3 separate regions of the Homo sapiens genome follow, and regions 2 and 3 are each linked to region 1. Evidence: chromatin contacts called from ENCODE Hi-C or POLR2A ChIA-PET data. All regions are on one chromosome and are shown on one strand. Each heading gives the region's core, a stretch centred on a gene start or an enhancer-like site at or near the end of the contact. The rest is flanking DNA. Distances are from core to core; before and after follow the strand shown. Region 1 overlaps AKAP12 (A-kinase anchoring protein 12). Region 2 overlaps MTHFD1L (methylenetetrahydrofolate dehydrogenase (NADP+ dependent) 1 like). Region 3 overlaps MTHFD1L (methylenetetrahydrofolate dehydrogenase (NADP+ dependent) 1 like).

Region 1 (3,324 bases), core at 91-2,590:
TAGCTGGGCATGGTGGCGGGCGCCTGTGGTCCCAGCTACTCGGGAGGCTGAGGCAGGAAAATTGCTTGAACCCGGGAGGTGGAGGCTGCAGTCGAGATCGCACCACTGCACTCTAGCCTGGGCAACAGAGCAAGACTGTGACTTCAAAAAAAAAAAAAAAAATGAAAGGTTTCTGCTCACCACAAACTAGAAGGGAATGATGGTGGTCTTGTTTGGGACTCTTTACCTGCAGCAAGAACCTGGGAAATGTGGGGGTGATTTTGGTGTGTCATGTACAGTTGGGCTGGGGAAAGCGAAAAAAGTGAAGAAGAGGAGGTGAGGAGGGGGAGGTCAGCACAGGAAGAAGGGTCCTGGCCACCTTTGACCCATACTTGGGGTAAAGGACCTGCATCTGGCCAGGCTCTGTGGCTTATGTCTGTAATCCCAGCACTTTGGGAGGCTGAGGTGGGAGGATCACTTGAAGCCAGGAGTTCAAGACCAGCCTGGGCAACATAGCCAGTTCCTCCATCTCTACAAAAACAAACACAAAACAAAAACAGAAAAGGGATCTGCATCTTTACATGGTGCAAATAAAGAAAACTAGAAGATAGGGAGTTAACTTGAGACATACTATTATGTGCTCCTTTTCTCCCCTTGAAATGTTGATGCAGGAAGTCAGGGTGGTAAAAAATAGGCACAATGTCACATTCAGCTTCACAAGATTTGAAAGTGCATCTCAGCTGGGAGCGGTGGCTCACGCCTGTAATCCCAACACTTTCAGAGGCCGAGGCAGGTGGATCACCTGAGGTCAGGAGTTCGAGACCAGCCTGGCCAACATGGCTAAACCCCATCTCTACTAAAGATAGAAATATTTAGCGGGGCGTGGTGGTGAGTGCCTGTAGTCCCAGCTACTCAGGAGGCTGAGGCAGGAGAATCGCTGGAACCCTGGAGGCAGAGGCTGCAGAGAGCTGACATCATGCCACTGTACTCCAGCCTGGGCGACAGAGCAAGACTCCGTCTCAAAAAAATAAAAAAGAGTGCATCTCAACTTTTTTTTTTTTTCTTTGAGACGGAGTCTTGCTCTGTCGCCCAGGCTGGAGTGCAGTGGCGCGATCTCGGCTCACGGCAAGCTCCGCCTCCCGGGTTCACGCCATTCTCCTGCCTCAGCCTCCCGAGTAGCTGGGACTACAGGCGCCCGCCACCATGTTCGGCTGATTTTTTGTATTTTTTTAGTAGAGACGGGGTTTCTCCGTGGTAGCCAGGATGGTCTTGATCTCCTGACCTCGTGATCTGCCCGCCTCGGCCTCCTAGAGTGCTGGGATTACAGGCGTGAACCGCCGCGCCCGGCCTTCAACATTTTGTATTGGCGATTTTCAGTGACTTCTGGTCCTGAAAATCAAGAGCTTTCTGGTTCAGCAGAGCTGAAAGCTGTTCAATACTGCCCTCTTCTGTCCAAAACTCATTCAGGCATTTGGACAATGATTTTATACTCGGGAATGTTTTTGACAAAGCGTGATGGTGAAAATTGGACATTATCTAACCATGGGGACAGAAAAACAAATTGTGCAGCCATTAGGTCTTAGTTTTGAAGACTTTATTCAGAAAACAACACAAATAGTGATTATCTGGATGTTGTACTTATGAAAAATTTTCCCTATTCTCTGTATTTTAAAGTCTTCTACAATTTATACTGATTATGTTTGGAATTGGCAAAAAGTAAAATAAGTCGTTCTATTCTGAAGAAAACAAGCAAAAATATTAAAGTTTTTGTTATTTTTATAGAAAGCCAACTGATACTTCATCCTCATAACCAGCCTTAGTGTCCTCACCTATAATGTAAGTGACTTATGTTATAGGTGAGGACACTAAGAACAGAGATTTTCATTTTATTTTTATTTTTACTGTTGTTTGTTTGTTTGTTTTTGAGATGGAGACTCACTCTGTCACCTGTGCAGTGGCACGATCTCCACTCATTGCCACCTCCACCTCGAAAGTTCAAGCAATCCTCCTGCCTCAGCCTCTCAAGTAGCTGGGATTATAAGATGCACCACCACGCCCAGCTAACTTTTGTATTTTTAGTAGAGACGGGGTTTGACTGTGTTGCCCAAAGCTGGTCTCAGACTCCTGACCCCAAAGCGATCCTCCTGCCTCGGCCTCCCAAAGTGCTGGGATTACAGCCCCGTGAGCCACTGCACCTGGCCTTATTTTTCGTTTAGATTCAGGGGATACATATATAGGTTTGTTACCTGGATATATTGCATAATGGTGAGGTTTGGGCTCTAGTGTACCCGTCACCGGAGTGGTGAACATTGTACTCAATACTATTTTTCAACTCTCACTTCCCTTCCACCCTCCCTCCCTTTTAGAGTACCCAGTGTCTATTATTTCCATCTTTATGTCCCTGTGTACTCATTGGTTAGCTACCATTTATGAGAATATGCAGCATTTTACTTTCTGTTTCTGAGTTATTTTACTTAGGATAATGGCCTCCAGATCCTTCCATGTTGCTGCAAAGGACATGATTTCCTTCTTTTTCATGGCTGCATAGTATTCCATGGTGTATATGGACCACATTTTCTTTATCCAGTCAAACTTTGATGGACACTTGGGTTGGTTCCATGACTTTGCTAGTGTGAATAGTGCTGCAAGAAACATACAAGTGCAGGCATCTTTTTGATAAACTGATTTTATCTCTCTTGGGTAGATGCCAAATAATGGGATTGCTGTGTGGAATGGTAGTTCTGTTTTTTGTTCCTTGAGAAATCTCCATATTGTTTTCTATAGCTCTCTTACTAATTTACATTCCCACTGGCAATGTATAAATATTCCCTTTTCTCCACATCTGTGCGAACATCTGTTGTTTTTTGACTTTTTAATAATAGCTATTTTGGCTAGGCACAGTGGCTCACATCTATAATCCCAGCACTTTGGGAGGCTGAGGCAGGTGGATCACCTGAAGTCAGCAGTTCAAGACCAACATGGCCAACATGGTGAAACCCCGTCTCTACTAAAAATATAAAAATTAGCCAGGCGCGGTGGCATGTGGCTGTAATCCTAGCTACTCGGGAGGCTGAGACAGAATTGCTTGAACCCAGGAGGTGGAGGTTGCAGTGGAACTGAGATCACACCACTGCACTCCAGCCTGGGCGACAGAGCGAGACTCTGTCTCAAAATAAATAAATAATAAATAGCCATTCTGACTGGTGCAAGATTGTGGTTTTAATTTGCATTTCTCTGATAATTAGTGATGCTGAGAATGTTTTTGTATGTTTCTTTGCCGTTTGTATGTCTTCTTTTGAGAAATGTCTAAGAACAGAGATTTTGCCCAAGGACCCGGTGCTAGTA
Region 2 (3,507 bases), core at 557-3,056, 260 kb before region 1:
TCAGAGCTCAGCGGTGCCTTTGGGGCTACTTGCCAGACAACTCCATGTGACAGAGGGCCAGGTCCAAGTGCTCGATCACCCCAGCCACCATTTCAGAGTTCTCGGATTATAGATCCCTCAACGAGTCCCAGTGAGACACCGAACATGCCATAGAAGCTATGTTTTTCTATTTCAGCACACAGTAAAACACTACCTCTTAGATGTCGATGAGTACATGCTGCTTTTATGTTGACGCAGAGGACCTGTGTTGACTCTTCATCGGCAAGGTGTCTTTTTTTTAAGTTTCAATTGACACATACCACCTCTGGCCCAAGTGGACCACACAGTTATGCATGCCCTTTGGTGCAAGATACATCACGTCTCCAAGAACTCGGGTGTTTTTCTGATCATGGAGAATTAGATTCCACATATAGCTTGTATTTAGGATCTGCAGATTAGGTTTTATAAATTATGTTTGGCAAATGATAATCCACAAAGTAGATTCTAAGTTAAAATACTATAAAGTACTATAATTTATGTTTAAATGTCTTTCAACCTGAGAGTTACTCTCCCTTAGAAGTCCCCAAAAATGCTGAAACCACACCAGGTTGATATCTGACCTTTCACTTTTGGAAAATGTGTATATTGTTGAACCTCTAATCTAGATTCGGACACCATCACCAACCAGCTTCTCTCTTTCAGTTGCCATCTGCACTTTACTGTTTAGTTTTTGTTGTCTTTAGGGAAAGTTGTAAAATACCCACATTCTTCTCAAGTTCTTCAAGTCTTTTGGTTTTTAGTAAACCCTTTTGTGACATTGTCTTTGAGAACAGAGGTCAACAAACATTTCCTTAATGGACTAGATAGTAGATATATCAGGACTTGCAGACCACATGGTCTCTGTCCTAACTACTCAACTCTGCCGTTATAGCACAAAACCAGCCGTACTCAATATATAAATGAATGACCCTGTGGCTGTGTTCCACTAAAACTTCATAAAAATAAGCAGCTGGCCAGATTTGCTGTGTGGGTCTTAGTTTGCCAACCCCTGATCTAGAAGAAAAGAGTTTTGTGTAATGTTTGGGTAATAAAATAAACATACCAAACCATCTCAGGAATCCCTAACCTTTTCCTCATTGGGAACTATTTTCCCAGTATCCCCAAGTACTGGTGGGAATGAGATAAAAAGGGCCAGGCATGCCATTCCCTAAAGCAGATAGCCAACCCTCTTTCTTTCCCTGTGGAAATCCCCTCTGCCTACAGGGAGGAGAAGCAACTGGTTTGGAAGCTGCCAGCCAGTCCGTTTATTTAGAAAATTCTAAGCCCAGTTCCAGATCACTTTGCGTCAACTCTAAAATACAGCCACAAATGAAATAAATGTTGTTTATAATCCTACCAAGTCTAGTAGGTGTGTATGTGCTTGAGGTTAAACTTTTGTGTAAGCTCCAGACTTACTTTAGGTTTATAGAAAATTACATCGCAATTGATACAATGGTTGTGTTGGGTGATGGAGATAGAAAGAGGGAGAAGAAGTGAAAGTGAAATTTTGGTCAAAATTGGATACCACCCTAATAAGCCGGGAGATAAGGGGTGCTGCAGAACTGTTTTCTGTGATACAGTGCATCTACATTGATAATTTGTGTTTTATGTACTTTTAAAATGAGGCTTTATTGGCTTGATTTCTGTGAGAAAAATCACTAATGGGCTGATCGTACTGCTCTACTTCAACATGCAAGAGAATTGCTCAGACGCTTGTCAGATGCCTGAACCACATACTTATTTGAGAATGTGCCATCATAGGAAGCTTTCATTCACCAAGGTCACCGAGAGGGCAGCCCAGGGAAGCACGTTGAACTTCGCATGGTTCTGGCCACTCGTGTCAGTAGCAAAGCAAGGAAATAAGGAGCTGACTTGCCCAAAAATTACAAGTTCAGAGAAAACGGACTTGTTTTGTTTGGAAAAGGCAGATAACGGAGCAGTAACTAAAGAATCCTCTTTTTTTATTATTATTGTTGTTGCTCAATTTATAAACCTAAACAGAAAATGTGTGTTGCCTTATTTCCTCTTCTTTTCTACAGATAACTTTCTTTTAAAACATTCTAAATATTAAGCAACATTGTAAGTACAGATTTTTTTTTTTTTTTTTTTTTTGAGTTGGAGTCTCACTCCGATCATCCAGACTGGAGTGCAATGGCGCGATCTTGGCTCACTGCAACCTCTGCCTCCTGGGTTCAAGCAGTTCTCCTGCCTCGGCCTCCTGAGTAGCTGGGATTCCAGGCACCCACCACCACATTTGGTTAATTTTTGTATTTTTAGTAGAGATGGGGTTTCCCCATGTTGGCCAGGCTAGTCTCGAACTCCTGACTCACCTCAGCCTCCCAAAGTGCTGAGAGTACAGGCGTGAGCCACCACGCCCGGCTAGTACAGAATTTTTTATGGCCCCTTTTAAAGACTGCAAACCTTTTTATACCAAAAAAAAATTATTTTTCCTGTATTTATTTTACACATTAGTAAATGAATGAAATTTTGGCTCTAGGTTTAGAAAGCAATTTCATTTTAAGCTCATTTTACTGTGTCATTGGACTTTTTATTAATTTTATTCTTGAACTACTTAGCTGAAAATCGAATTCTGTCATTATATGTAATCATATAATGCTTCTCATAATGTTACACTTTAATTAGATGCAGTTGAATAATAACCTAAAAAATCTTCATAGTCTATAAAATTCACACTTATATTTATAAGACAATATTATCTCACCCATTGATACATAATGTTATGTTAAAAGTACACAATATGGCCAGGTGTGGTGGCTCACACCTGGAATCCCAGTACTTTGGGAGGCTGAGGCGGCAGATCACTTGAGCCCAGGAGTTCGACATCAGCATGAGCAACATGTTGAAACCCCGTCTCTACCAAAAATACAAAAATTAGCCAGGCATGGTGGCGCACATCTGTAATCCCAGCAACTTGGGAGGCTGAGGCAGGAGGATCACTTGAACCCAGGGGACAGAGGTTGCAGTGAACAGAGGTTGCAGTGAGCGGAGATTGTGCCTCCTCTGCACTCCAGCCTGGATGACAGAGTGATACTCTGTCTCAAAAAATAAAAAGAGTACACAATATTATCTCACCCATTGATACATAATGTTATGTTAAAAGCACACTGCATTCTAGAGAAGGTAGAGTAACAGGGTCTTACTTTACCCTCCCACTTGAAACAAGTAAAAAACTGGACAAAGTATATGAAAAATACATCACTCAGGGCATTGGACACCAGGCAGCAAAAAACAGTGGCCCCTGAGAAATTGGAAACAAAGTGAGTCCTATAATTGTCCTTATCTAGAAAAAGTTTCCTGGCTACTGTGTAGAGAGAAGGAACCCAGGAGAAAGAGCTCAACTGTCTCCCTGAGTTGAAGACAGAGCTGGGGATACATCAAGGGAAACCAAGGCAGCTAGTTTGCAGAGGTGGAGGACCGGAGAGGAGAGAACTGCATAGAGAGAGCTTTGCGGATGTACAGAGTCCTCCT
Region 3 (3,347 bases), core at 779-3,278, 410 kb before region 1:
CTGGGATTACAGGCATGCGCCACCATGCCCAGCTAATTTTTGTATTTTTAGTCGAGATGGGGTTTCACCATGTTGGCCAGGCTTTTCTCGAACTCCTGACCTCAAGTGATCCACCCACCTTGGCATCCCAAAGTGCTGGGATTACAGGTGTGAGCCACCGCACCTGGCCACATCCCAGATTCTTAAACATGTTGGGGAAGCAGGGGCTGGGGGAGTAGCAAAATGCCCAGGATGAGGGTGGAGATCCCATCTTACACATCTTCTGGCACCTCTAGTTCCATCAATAAGTGCTACCCTGGTAGTTCTGAGTGTTTCTAATTGTCCAAGTGCACTGATGCAGAAAAATAATTTGAACATAGAATAGGGATGTTCCACAACTTACTTGACCAATTTTCTATTGATGGGCAATCAAAGTGTTCCCAATTTTTGCCATTTTAAACTGCTAGAATTAACAACCTTGGGCATGTGGATTTGTGCATCTGTTTAATTATCTCCTTAGGAAAAATCCCCGGAAGTGAGTTCAATTATTTATAACCACAAATAAAGCAAAAATATTATCCAAAACAGGCCAAGCGCGGTGGCTCACACCTGTAATCCCAGCTCTTTGGGAGGCCGAGGCAGGTGGATCACAAGGTCAGGAGATCGAGACCATCCTGGCTAACATGGTGAAACCCCGTCTCTACTAAAAATACCAAAAAATTAGCCAGGCGTGGTGGCAGGCACCTGTAGTCCCAGCTACTCAGGAGGCTGAGGCAGGAGAATGGCGTGAACCTGGGAGGCGGAGCTTGCGGTGAGCCAAGATCACGCCACTGCACTCCAGCCTAGGTGACAGAGCAAGACTGTCTCAAAAAAAAAAAAAAAAAAAAAAAATCACCTCTTTAATGATATAGTGATTTCTTCAAATCCTTTTTCCCTCCTCCTGTCCCACTTTCCTGTCCTCCTCTTTCTCCTTCTCTTTGTGTAGCTTTTCTTTTTTTTTTTTGAGATGAAGTCACCCAGGCTGGAGTGCACTGGTGCGATTTTGGCTCGCTGCAACCTCTGCCCCCTGGGTTCAAGCAATTCTTGTGCCTCAGCTTCCCAAGTAGCTGGGATTCCAGGCATGCACCCCCACGCCTGGCTAACTGTTTTTGTATTTTTATAGAGACGGGGTTTCGCCACATTAGCCAGGCTGGCCTTGAACTCCTGGCCTCAAGTGGTCCGCCCGCCTCCTCCTTCCAAAGTGCTAGGATTACAGGTGTGAGCCATCATGCCCAGCTTCTGTAGCTTTTTTGTAAGAGGGACAGACAGCCAGGGCCTCTCTGAATCCCTCAGCAGTTGGCATTGTAAGGAATTCATCCTTTGCTCCACACCTTGGTTGCCTGTGGCTTCACCCTTCTCCCGCAGGCTTCCAGGCTCACTGCAGTTAGATTCCTGAGCCCCTTTCCAACCTAGAACCCCAAACTTAATGTCCCCATAATCGAGTGTGGGAAAGTTCCTGGCTGAGGGGAGGGGTTGGCTCCACCTGCAGGCACCCTCTGGGCCCACACCCTGCAAGGAGCTGCCTCTGGTTAGATTGGCTCCGGGGTCTCTGAGTTTAGGGCACAGTTTAGTCAGGGTTGTTTTATGGCAGTATGCTTGATGCATATTTGTCTGCAATTAATAAACAAACTCTTGGCCATTAAGACCTTGAAAAAGCATTTGATTTGTGAAATTGGTTCCTTTCTTCCAGGCTTCAGATGATCTTGGTAGGTGGGTTTGCAGGCTTTCTCACCCTGTTCAGATAGGAACACTTAAGGAAAACTTGGTAGGATGTGTTGTCTGTTTATGAAGGAAGAATCCTGCAGCAGATTTTCTTATCCAGTCCTTGTGCTTTACTCCATTTTGGGCTTGTCAATAAAATCAGAAATCCAGATATGGATGGCTCTGACCTTAGCTTGGAACACAAAACTGATACTTCTAAAACAAAGCTGTGATGATACTGTTTTCAGGTTCCTTACTTGTAAACAAAGCTGGGCCTCCAGCCTCATGCTGGAGAATGCTAGCTAGCACGACTGCCTGGGGTTACAGCCAATGCAGTCCATGGCCAGTAGAACATTTCTCCACGCTGGCTTTTTGCTAGCATTAATATGTATAATCAAGCTGAAATTGGCCTGCCATGTTGTAAATAGAAAAGAAGACTAAAGATGAATTTTCAAGAACAGATTAAACACCAAGGGATCAACAATTCTTTTTCTGAAATTCTAAGTTTCTTTACCTAACAAAGACCTTTGAAGGAACAAAAATTAAATGGCCTGTCTCTTTTTTAACTGTAGTGGAAAAAAATAACCGTGCTGGTAAGATTATGATATATGTATGCATTTGTGGCACAGCTTGAAGATTTTTAGGAAATAGCCACACTGGATTCTATAAGGGAAGAATGAACAGCCCCTTCTCCCCAACACAACAAATGATATATTTTTTAGGGCTGTAAACTGTCATCAGTATCTAATCCCTTAATAGCTGAATATTGATATCAGTTTAGATCACAGGCAACTATTTTATCGATAGCCTAAAGTGGGCCTGGCATGACGGGTTGTGCCTATAACCCAATTACTCTGGAGACTGTGGGTGGATCACTTGAGGCCAGGAGTTCAAGACCAGCCTGAGCTGCATAGCAAGACCCCATCTTTAAAAAATACAAACAAACAGCAAAAAGCAGCACTGGTTTAAAGCAACATTTGTAATCTAAAGTGAAAAGTCAATTTGAAATAAAAATCATCTTCATATTTTTACATTTGACCAGGTCAAGCGTTAGGGGGAAATGACTGTTATCAAACCATTATATGCACTGTTGCAACTTCTTTAAAAATATAAATGACCCCTCCATTAAATGGAGAATTATTTCCTTTTTCTAAAAGTCTTTTCTAATTCTGAAAATAATATTAGCTTATTGTAAAAAATTTAACATAAAGTAAAAAGGAGATAACTAGGTCTCTCATAACTCAATATTTTATTTATATATTCATCTTTTTACACATTGAGATCATGCTATAAATATCATTTTTGTCCTGCCTTTTTCTCTGAACACTGTAACATAAATCTTTTTCCATGCTTTAGAAGAATTCAAATACCCAAGTAATTTTTAAATAATACTAAATAACAATATATTTGTTATTACATATTTTAATTTATATAGAAATGTGATTTAAATATATCAGCAATGGGATTAAAATATAAAACAATGAGATTTTTTTAAATCTTCTATTATTAATAACTCAAATGCAGAACAGATTAATTCTTTTAAAAAGCCATTCTTCAAACTTTAGGATTTCTTATTCAGTCAGAATCATCTGCATTTCATCAACTACATATCGCATGGTATTTACACC

The links. A loop is a pair of places that touch in the nucleus more often than their neighbours do. ChIA-PET counts read pairs that join two places held with the same protein, here RNA polymerase II (POLR2A). Pooled maps may share reads with other maps.
Region 2: a loop to region 1 is called in a pooled map, with 2.0 times the contacts of the local background. The contact joins two enhancer-like sites. A Hi-C loop is called at or near these places in 7 of 168 maps with a recorded cell type or tissue (HCT116, HepG2, IMR-90 and 4 more) and 6 of 50 pooled maps. POLR2A ChIA-PET finds 5 or more read pairs at or near these places in 14 of 52 experiments (A549, A673, AG04449 and 11 more).
Region 3: a pooled map shows a loop between it and region 1 (2.3-fold over the local background). The contact joins two enhancer-like sites. A Hi-C loop is called at or near these places in 2 of 50 pooled maps. POLR2A ChIA-PET finds 5 or more read pairs at or near these places in 5 of 52 experiments (A673, AG04449, AG04450 and 2 more).

The regions. Positions count from the first base shown.
Region 1 is chr6:151,333,595-151,336,918 of GRCh38, forward strand. All of the region lies in intron 3 of AKAP12 (A-kinase anchoring protein 12), which reads left to right. Among named protein-coding and RNA genes, the nearest start is that of ZBTB2, 56 kb to the right of the region's middle. Within about 2 kb of position 1,341, at least 2 of the 41 ENCODE cell types and tissues checked have a DNase peak (open chromatin) inside an H3K27ac peak, as active enhancers do.
Region 2 is chr6:151,069,730-151,073,236 of GRCh38, forward strand. All of the region lies in intron 26 of MTHFD1L (methylenetetrahydrofolate dehydrogenase (NADP+ dependent) 1 like), which reads left to right. Among named protein-coding and RNA genes, the nearest start is that of MIR12131, 31 kb to the right of the region's middle. Within about 2 kb of position 1,807, at least 15 of the 41 ENCODE cell types and tissues checked have a DNase peak (open chromatin) inside an H3K27ac peak, as active enhancers do.
Region 3 is chr6:150,927,588-150,930,934 of GRCh38, forward strand. All of the region lies in intron 11 of MTHFD1L (methylenetetrahydrofolate dehydrogenase (NADP+ dependent) 1 like), which reads left to right. Among named protein-coding and RNA genes, the nearest start is that of MTHFD1L, 64 kb to the left of the region's middle. Within about 2 kb of position 2,029, at least 2 of the 41 ENCODE cell types and tissues checked have a DNase peak (open chromatin) inside an H3K27ac peak, as active enhancers do.